Linked DNA regions of Homo sapiens: region 1 is linked to region 2. A link is an interaction called in ENCODE POLR2A ChIA-PET data of the cell type or tissue named here. Cell type or tissue: PC-9. All regions are shown on one strand. Each heading gives the region's core, and the rest is flanking DNA. Links, peaks and the distances in the headings are about the cores only.

The links. Peaks named below come from ENCODE experiments on the same cell type or tissue, not always from the same donor. Only the 100,000 strongest peaks of a DNase experiment are listed, where the experiment ranks them.
Region 1: POLR2A ChIA-PET joins it to region 2 with 8 read pairs; 5 of 35 experiments call an interaction of 5 or more read pairs at or near these places.

The regions. Positions count from the first base shown.
Region 1 is chr11:14,486,228-14,491,615 of GRCh38, reverse strand. COPB1 (coat protein complex I subunit beta 1) reads left to right here. Exons shown (of 22, transcript NM_001144061.2): 5 at 937-1,051; 6 at 3,032-3,124; 7 at 5,112-5,249. Among named protein-coding and RNA genes, the nearest start is that of COPB1, 11 kb to the left of the region's middle. In PC-9, for the core only: no CTCF peak of the experiment used is centred there; no DNase peak of the experiment used is centred there.
Region 2 is chr11:14,419,382-14,424,769 of GRCh38, reverse strand. No RefSeq gene overlaps it. Among named protein-coding and RNA genes, the nearest start is that of RRAS2, 63 kb to the right of the region's middle. RefSeq lists enhancers at 2,073-2,367, 1,954-2,606. In PC-9, for the core only: no CTCF peak of the experiment used is centred there; DNase peaks (open chromatin) are centred at 489, 949 and 2,279; H3K27ac peaks cover 2,991 bases.

The DNA of each region.
Region 1 (5,388 bases), core at 235-5,234, 67 kb before region 2:
CTTACTGCAGCCTCCACCTCCCAGGTTCAAGCAATTCTCCTGCCTCAGCCTCCCAAGTAGCTAGGATTACAGGCATGCGCTACCACGCCTGGCTAATTTTGTATTTTTAGTAGAGATGGAGTTTCTCCATGTTGGTCAGGCTCATCTCAAACTCCCACCCTCAGGTGATCCGCCCACCTGGGCCTCTCAAAGTGCTGGGATTACAGGTGTGAGCCACTGCGCCCGGCTCCTTCTCCCAGTTCTAATTGATTTGAAGTTTCAAAAAGCAGGCCGGGCGTGGTGGTTCATGTCTGTAATCCCAGCACTTTGGGAAGCCGAGGTGGGTGGATCACTCGAGGTCAGGAATATGAGACAAGCCTGGCCAACGTGGCAAAATGCTGTCTCTACTAAAAAAATAACAAAAATTAGCCTGGCATGGTGGCACGTGCCTGTAGTCCCAGATACTCAGGAGGCTGAGGCAGGAGAATCACTCGACCTAGAAGGCGGAGGTTGCAGTAAGCCGAGATCACTCCACTGCACTCTAGCCTTGTCTGGGCACGGTGGCTCACACCTGTAATCCCAGCACTTTGGAGGCCAAGGTGGGCAAATCATGAGGTCAGGAGTTCAAGACCAGCCTGGCCAACATGGTGAAACCCCATCCCTACTAAAAATACAAAAAATTAGCTGGGCATAGTGGTGGGCACCTATAATCGCAGCTACTCGGGAGGCTGAGGCAGGAGAATTGCTTGAACCCTGGAAGTGGAGGCAGCAGTGAGCTGAGATCGCACCACTGCACTCCAGCCCAGGCAACAGAGTGAGACTCTGTCTCCAAAAAAAAAAAAAAGCAAAAGTATGTTGTAAAGTTTGATTAAATTTAATTTTGGTATTGTCCAGAGAGTTACTAAAATAGTAAAGTAGGCTTTTATTAAATATGGATGTTACCTGTTTTATTTAAAGAAATTTTGAACATCTTATACCTGATGCTCCTGAACTGATACATGATTTTCTGGTGAATGAGAAGGATGCAAGTTGCAAAAGGAATGCATTTATGATGCTAATTCATGCAGATCAGGTGAGGTACTTTTTAAAAAATACTCTTATTACTGTATTTAAGTGACAATTGAAAGTATTACATAGACTTAATCATGTTTTTAGTCAGTAATTTTGTTTATAGTTCATGTGGTTTGTGTATTTTGAAATTTTTAAGCTTGTAGAAAAATACATTTTTTTCTTAACCCTTCTCTAAAATATTGCATATGTATACATTCTTTTTTCAATTAAACATTGAAGAGGCATTTTAGAGCAGCCACCCTACAGTTTTTAAAAATTAAAATTATTATGACTGTTCTTTCCTATGATGGTATAGATCTAAAATTGTTTAGTAGAGAAAAATAGTAGCTTTGCATAGATACATCCTTAGCCATGCCTGTGGAAATAGGGTGGCCTTCAGTGTAGAGGTGTATCCTTTTAGGTTCTTCAACTTTCATACACGGGTGCCAACTCCACATCCTGCTCTGCTGGTGGTTAAAGTACATGGATCTACTTTTGGTTAGCAATTACTCTGTACACCTTGATGCCATCTAATCTTGAAATTTTCTAGCCAGTATTTATCACCAAAATATGGGAAATAATATGCATGAAGTCTGAAAAATATGGAGGCCTTCCAGTCCTCTGAAATCTAGACACTGTGACTTTTTTCCCCCAGATCTTCCTTTAATGGATTGTCCCCCAGTTATTTAAAATTGTGGTAACATACACATAACAAAAAAATTTACCCTCTTAACCATTTTTAAGTGTTCAATGATTTTAAATACATTTATAATGTAGAACCATCACTATCTTCCATCCTCATAACTTTTTTTGTCTTGCAAAACTGAAACTCTGTACCCATTAAAAAATAGCTCCTTATTACCACTTCCTCCCAGTCCCTGGCAGCCACCATTCTACTTGCTGTCTCTGTGATTTTGACTAAGTATTCCGGATAAGTGGAATCATACAGTATTTGTCCTTTTGTGACTGGCTTATTTTACTTAGCCTAATGTCTTCAAGGTTCATTTATGTTGCGGCATGTGTTGGAATTTCTTTCCTTTTTAAGGCTAAATAATACCCCATTGTAAATATATGCTACATTGTGTTTACCTGTTCATCCATTGGTGGACACTTGGGTTGCTTCAATCTTTTAGCTATTAGGAATAATGCTATTGTGAACGTAGATGTACACGTATCTGTTTGAGACTTTGCTTTCTGTTATTTTGGGTATACACCCAGAAGTGGATTTACTGAATATACAGCAATTCTGTTTTTAATTATTTTAGGAAGTGCCATACTGTTTTGCACAGCAGCTCTACCATTTTACATTCTCACTAGTAGTGCACAAGGGTTCCATTTTCTCCACATCCATGCCAACACTTGTTGCTATTGTTTTTTTGATAGTAGCAATGTTAATGGGCACGTGAAGTGGTATTCAATATTGTCATTTTGTCTTCCTAAACAAGATTATGAGAAAGCTGCGTATATGAGCAGTGTTTTGTCCTCTTGTGTAATTGGTTTTACTGACCAATGCTTTTGGCATTATGCTGTTAACCTACATTGAGGGGCGTAATCAGAAATAGTCCAATAAAATTTATTGATACTTTTACTGGAGAGATGTTTTCAGCATTGTAGTTCTGTATATTACAGTGTCCAATATATGAGGACACATAGGAGATTTTTCTTTTAGGTCTCAGTAATAGGAATAACTATACACCTAAGCAGCTGGTTTTGATTGTATGGATACCCTGAATCCCATAACACATAGTGTTTTCCCTCTTTGGTTTAGCTGCTAGAAAATCAGACCCCAGGTTTGTGGCTCATTTCCAGAAAATATATTTAACTTTATGTCTTATATTTTATATGTTAATTTTATTCTTGATTTTTTTCCCAGTTAATTTCTCTTTGCCCTGATCTCCTCATTTGTTTTATATTGAGTTGTAATGTGTGTATTTTTTAAGATGCATTAAGTCCTTCTATTGAATGAGGTGGAGAATGATAAATATATTCTTATTTTTTTTAGGATCGAGCTTTGGATTACTTAAGTACTTGCATTGATCAAGTTCAAACATTTGGAGACATTCTGCAGCTGGTTATTGTTGAACTGATTTATAAGGTAAGAATGATAATCTATGATGAGTAAAATAAACTCAGCAGTTTAAGACAGGGTTAAATACTTTCTTTCTGGGATAATTATTGCTAGGATAATATATTTTAATAGTATAAATATTTTATAGCATAGCCTATTAAAGCCTTTGTTTCTTTTACTTTTGGTTTATTGTATTTTCCAAGTAGAATACTTGCTTATATCCTTTCTAAACCTCCATAAAGATTTTGATAAAAATTCATGGCTTGAGCCAGTGTAGCTGCACATAAATCATTGTGAACTTCCCAGTCACTGAATAGATTATAATTAGGCTTTAAAATAAAATTCAAGATTTTCTTGAGCATACATCAGACTAAAATCAAACAAAAAAGCCTTAAATACTTTTTATGTTCCCTGTTTGTAAAAGAGAATAGAAAAACTTTAAATGCATTAATATGACATTGTAGGCCATTGACAGGAAATCTAAAACCAGCTAAGAATTTTGGATTTTTAAATCAAATACTATATTGGCAACACTTTACTATGATATATCCTTTGAAAGAGTTGGTTACATCTTAATGTTCTGATAAAAGGTACAAGAAGATCCAACTTTGCTATTGATACCATTAGAGGCCAACAAAACATAGGTCCAGATGGCTTTATTAAATATGATAGTATGGTCAAAACACCGGTAGACATTACTAACTGATTATAGCTGTCTTGCTTCTGTAAGAAAGGGGCTCCTCTTAACACAAGGTACCAGTAGTTTGGAATGGGAATTTAAGATGAAACCAAGACTTACTGTACAGTTTTTTTTTGTTTTTTTTTTGTTGTTTTTTGTTTTTTTTGGGCAGAGTCTCACTCTATTGCCCAGGCTGGAGTGCAGTGGTGCGATCGCGGCTCACTGCTGCCTCTACCTCCTGGGCTCAAGCGATTCTCCTGCCTCAGCCTCCTGAGTAGCTGGGATTACAGGTGCACGCCACCGTATCCAGCTAATTTTTGTATTTTTAGTAGAGACGGGGTTTCACCATGTTGGCCAGGCTGGTCCCAAACTCCTGACCTCGTGATCTGCCCACCTTGGCCTCCCAAAGCGCTGAGATTACAGGCGTGAGCCACCATGTCCAGCCTATAGTTCTTTTTAATTCATGTGTATAGTTTAGGATACCACTGAGGTTCTCAAAATTAGCGGTTCCCTGCTATCTAATGACTTAAGTAGGGTCCATGTTATAGTAAAAGGAAATAACTTTTAAGTCATGTCCATGTAATAGAGTTTTGACTATATATATTTTAGGAAAATCTACTACAAATACTGACTTCAAAAGAGAAAAAATAAGGGATATTTACTATACAAGTAAAGGTATCAGGATACATTTAGAATGGGATAGAAATTTTTAGTTTTCTCTCCAATGTTGAATATAGTCTCAAATAATAAGTAGTAGTACTTGGGAAAAATGTGTTATCTTTCTTGCTTGAAAAACTGGTATTTTCCTTTTATTAGCTATTGAGATTTATATCATCCGTCATGTTTCCCTTTGGCATCCAGAATAAACATTTAGGACCAAATTTAATATCCTGTGACAGTACCCATATTAGTGTACTGGGTTAATGTGTCCTTACTTTTGTTACTTTACATTTTCTTTTTCTCTTTCACTTGTGTATAGCATACACATTTTAAGTCATCAGAAAACCTTTTACGAAACAGTAAAAATATAAATTATGATGGGATGAATAAATAAGTGCACAGCTGTAAAAATTATTTTGTTCACACCATCCTATCTAGTAAAGCCATTTCTTATCTATGTTTTTGTTGGCCTCTAACTTGCTTCTTTCTGAAATTACTGATGTTGTGTCATAGTGTCTCATCCCATTTTGTCTGATATTTTCATGTCCTCATAAGACTGTTCTTAGCTTTCATATTGAGAAAACTAGCATCCCATAAGCTGACATTCATGAAAAAACTCCATTTGAAAACAAGCGTTCCTGAAATCGGTTGAAATGTTAATGTTTTCTTCTCCAGGTCTGTCATGCTAATCCATCAGAAAGAGCTCGTTTTATTCGCTGCATCTATAACTTATTACAGTCATCCAGCCCTGCTGTAAAATATGAAGCTGCTGGGACATTAGTGACACTCTCTAGTGCACCAACTGCAATCAAGGTACTGTGTATTTCTTTTGGGGCCAGATTAGATGATAGATTTTCTGTCTTAGCACTCATGATTTAGTGACATTTCAATTCACTATGTGGTTACATGGCACAGAGAGAATAACTACAAACTTATAAAATTATTTGATGCC
Region 2 (5,388 bases), core at 200-5,199:
TGGGCGGATCACCTGAGGTCAGGAGTTTGAGACCAGCCTGACCAACATGGAGAAACCCCATCTCTACTAAAAATACAAAATTACCCGTGTGTGGTGGTGCATGCCTGTAATCCCAGCTACTCAGGAGGCTGAGGCAGGAGAATTGCTTGAACCCAGGAGGCAGAGGTTGCCGTGAGCCAAGATCGTGCCATTGCACTCCAGCCTGGGCAACAAGAGTGAAACTCCATTTCAAGACAAAACAAAACAAAACAAAACATTGTGTACTATTAGCTTCTAGGAGATACCTCTCCTGATTTTATTTCAATCCTTTCAACCCCTAAGAATTCCCTCTCACAGTCTTCTTTACAAAAATTCCTCTTCCTCCATGTCCCCTTAAATATTGACTTCTTTCTTGCTTCTCTTCTCACTGGATATCTAAATTCTCCCTTAGTGATCTCATCTGTTACCCATGACTTCAGTTGTCTGCTTGTGACTCACAAATTGACATTTCTAAATCTCTCTCCCCAGTGCTCCAGACCTATATAGTCAATTGCTTGATGTATATTTCTACTTGGACATCTCACATTGTGTCTCAAACACAACTCATCTTCCTCCAAGAACCTAAACTGCATCATGGTTCCATCTCAGTGCATGGCACTATCATCTACCTTACTTCTCAAGCTAGAATCACAGAAACTATGCTCAACTCTTCCTTCTTTCTTCTTTTTAACCCCCACACATTTAATGAGGGCATCTAATTTTTTACTAGTTTATCTCCTAAATATCTCTTTTCTTTAAGCCTATATACTAGTTTCCCATACATTCCTGTTGTTCACATTTTTTTCTGTCAATTGAACTGTTGCAACAGCCACTTATTTGACCTCTGGATAAGTGCCGGATGCATTGTGGTCTTTGCAAAACATCAGTTAAATCATGTCACTCTCTTGTTTAAAGAGCTCCAATAGTTCCCCTTTACTTATAGGATAAAAGCCAAAACCTTTAGCTTAGTGTGAACAAGGCCCTTCACAGTCCACCTCTAAACTCTCTTTCAGCCTTGCTCCCGGCTGATCTCATGTGTATCATTCCCCAAATACAGCATCCCCTCTGCCTTTGTGCTGTTCTTTCTGCCTGGCAAGTCTTTCTGCATCTTCTCTGTTTGATAAATTCCTTCTCATCTTTCAATATATATCTTAAGTGTCCCCTTCTTCAGTGAGTTCCTCCCTGAACCCGTCAAGAAGTGCTTCCCCTCATTCCTCTCATGCTCTGCCAGTTCTTTCCTCCAGCCACTACTGCACTTGTTACAGTGCCCTGTAGTTATGCATTTACATCTATTCCTCCTGCTAGACTGTGTACTCTTTAAACAGTGGCCATCTTCTTCCTCTATGTACTTATCTCTCTAACAAGGGCTCAGTATCATAGCCATTCAATAAGTGTTTATATAATACTTGGTTTCCTAACCTGAGGTCCATGGATAGGCTTTGGAGGGCCCCTAGAACTCCATAATATTGCATATAAAATTATGTGTTTTGAGGGCATTTTCCTGGAAGATTCATTCTGGTCACCAGATTTTTCAGGGGGACCCTAGATTAACAAACAGTTAAGTACCCCTACCTTAGGAGAAAACTGTAGCCAAGGAGTTGGTTTGGGAAACCTAAATCATAGCCAGAGCCTAAACTTCACATTGGGCTTGATATGACCTTTTGCTGCTGCTGATGTCAGTCAGTCCTGTGAAGAGGAGAGAGAGCTGGAGGGAGGGGCATACAGCAACTCTCCACTGCAGGTGGGAACATTCAACATTCTCAACTCTCAAAGCCCACGACCGTTCTCCCCCTACTTCCCACCCCCAGCTTTCTCTTTCATGCTCATGAGCACACATCCTACATGAATGCAAATTTGAAACTCAAACACACACACATACACTTCTGCATGCACACAAATACACACACAAACACACAGCTAGACATGCACACATGCATTCATCCACACGCATACAGACAAACATGTGCAAACCGGCCACATACACATGGGCACTCTGGATAATACACAGCTTCACTCCTGCATGGTCCATGTGAAACACACACACACACACACACACACACATCCATGCATGTGAAACTCGTACGACCTCCCTCCTGCTGAGAACGAGTGCTGCCCCTGGCATCAGGCCCGTGGAGACAGCCGAGTGGAGCCATCTGTCAGGCTGAGGTTCCTGAGCGCCTCCCATCCTGCCTGAGCTCAGCTGGTCGGCATGCCGGGCATGCAGCCTTGCTATTCTCTCCGGCTGAATCATGCTGAGTGAGCTGGCCCAGCTAGGGTTTATCAAATCGGAACAGAATTTTGGCAAAACAGATGACTTGTGAGTTTGGCATTTGTGGACTTGGGAGGTGGAGACCTGTGGGGTGGGGGAGGAGGGGGGAAAGGAAAAAGGGAGAAAAATTGCTTCTGGATACACTGAGATATGCTGGAGAACTGAGTTCAAGAATGTGGCAGAGGAGCTTAGGTGCCAGATGTAAAGTCAAAAAAACCCTATTCAAGTTCCAGCTCTACCACTTAATAGCCACGTGACTTTGAACATGTTAATTTACCTCTTTGAGCCTCGGTTTCTTTTGTTTGTTTTTGTTTTTTTGAGACTGAGTCTCGCTCTGTTGCCCAGGCTGAAGTACAATGGCACAGTCTTGGCTCACTGCAACCTCCACCTCCTGAGTTCAAGCAATTCTCCCTGCCTCAGCCTCCCCAGTAGCTGCGATTACAGGCATGCACCACCACGCCTAGCTAATTTTTGTATTTTAGTAGAGACAGGGTTTCGCCATGTTGGTCAGGCTGGTCTTGAACTCCTGACCTCAGGTGATCCACCTGCCTCAGCTTCCCAAGGTGCTGGGATTACAGGTGTGAGCCACCACGCCCGGCCTGAACCTTCTTGGTTGCTTTTATAAAATTGATCTAATAAAATCACCTAACTCATATGATTGATAACAGATTTCTGTGAGACAGTACTTATCAATTAGTACAGTGCCCTGGCATGTAGTAAAGACTTAATAGACAGTAGTTATTACAGTCAGAGAACATGCAATTTCAAAGAGAACATATAGACCAACTAGCCCAACCTGGCTATCCCTTTTAACCCACCAACCCATCCCCGCTGGGCAACCAGGCTTGGTACCCTAACATGGTTCCCAGTCTTCACCTGAAAACCATATGCCCTCATCAACCTTGTGCTGCATTGGACACTTGTCTGGCTTCCTGGCTACTGTTCATCACACTCCCCTTTTGACCTGAGAACCAGCATTGCCCCTCCCATACCAGCCTTCCCCTCTTCTGCTTCTAGCTGCTCAGCTCATGCAGGTCCCACCACACCCATTACCTGGTTTGAAATGATAATAATAAAAACAATACCAATACATGGAATTTATTAAGCCCTTATTGTGTGCCAGAAATTTCCAAAGCAAGTCTAATTTAGTCTTCACAACTTTATAAGTAGACACTATTATTATCCCTATTTTACAACTGAAGAAACTGAGGTACCAAGAGATTAAGTAATTTGCCCAACATAAGAGATCAAGTGTAAAGACAGGCTATTATCTCATATATTCTAAGAGATAATAACTGACAATTAAACCATGTTACAATGCTGAGGTGCATTCTGATTTCAGAGATGTTTAAAATGTGGGGGAACGGGGGGGGAGGTGTGGAAAGTACATTATAGAACAATTAAAATGGGACCAGGATTTGACCTTGGGAAGTCAATCTGACTCAAGGGTCTGTACCACACTGTAATGCCCTCAATATCCCACTTATTGCACACCCTATGTAACAGACATTGTGCTAACTTCCTTTTTTTTTTTTTTTTTTTTTTGAGACAGAGCCTTACTCTGTTGCCCAGGCTGGAGTGGAGTGGCATGATCTTGGCTTACTGCAACCTCTTCCTCCTGGGTTCAAGCAATTCTCCTGCTTCAGCCTCCCAAGTAGCTGGGATTACAGGCATGCACCACCATGTCCAGCTAATTTTTGTATTTCAGTAGAGACGGGGTTTCACCATGTTGCCTAGGCTCCTGACCTTAAGTGATCCTCCTAACCGCAAGTGATCCTCCTGCCTCAGCCTCCCAAAGTGGTGGGATTATAGGCGTGAGCCACGAGGCCCCGCCACATTGTGCTAACTTCTTAATATGCATTACCTCATTCAGATCTTATTAACCATCCTTGTTCTACAGATGAGGGAACTAAGGCTCAGAAAAGTCATGATTTGTCCAAGGTAACATCGTGTCATGAAACTGGTGATAAATGCCCGGCCTGTCTGACTCTGGAGTCTGCTCTTAGCCATTATGCAACTCAGATACCTGCTCTCTGCCTAGGTGGTAGTTCCCACAGCTTCCTCCAGAGGATCCTTCAGGCTGGCCATGGGGCTGAGCCACAGCTGCTGTCCTGGTGACTTCCAACCCCAGACTTCATTTTCTCTCTATGTGGAGGAGAGGGAGTTTGTTGGGAGGAGGGGCACAGTCCTGGACTGAAAGGCAGAACACTGGGGTACTCGTGCTGTTCTGTCTGGGCACTGTGATCTCTCTCTCAGCAGGTGTCTCTTGTACTGGGTAACACGCAATCGGTAACATGGGAAGAATTGTCCTATTCTTGGTCCCCACCAAAATTAGTATACTCTTTCTGAGATTATATGTGAAAGACATCTGAATAAAGGGTTAGTACATTACTAGATTATGGGTCTAGCCCCTGACCAATGTTCCAGCCTTAATTCCCAAAATTTCCCACCAAACTTGGAAAATCTCCAAAGTATCCCTGCCTCTCTGCCTCTGTTCATGCCTTTCCACATTATCTGAAAGGCTTTTTCATCTTCACCTACCATAATTCTACTATCCAGAAGACCAAGTTCATAGACTTTCTCCTAAGAGGCGTTCATGGACAGCTGTCCTTGAAATGATCCATTTATTCTATCTAATCTTTGACTGTAAGCTCTCAAGAAAGGCATCACTCCTGGCCTTGCCATAATTATTAGTGTATAAGACATCTCCTGTATGGAGGACATGTTGGTTTTTGCCTGCCCAGCATCATCTCCCACTTTGGTAACAGCAACTTGATTTTCCTCTGGGGGACCACGTTCCCTCACTTTTAGTCGATATGATTTGGATGGGGTTAACCCCACCTCAAAATCCAGAGGCAGGCATGTGACTTAGGACTTTTAAATCAGAGTCACTGTGAAGGGTTCTGTGAAGGGCAGATGAACCATTGGGAATTACTTTTGCTGGAAAGATTGGAACAAGCAGCTCTAATTGCTGTGATTGGATGCAAACATGGAGCTGTGAAGTACTTTCACATGGAAAAAAAATCCTGAGAATGCAGCTACACAAGAGCAAGTTATAGAAAGAGATGTAATTTTGAGAATAATATTGTTGGAAATCCTTG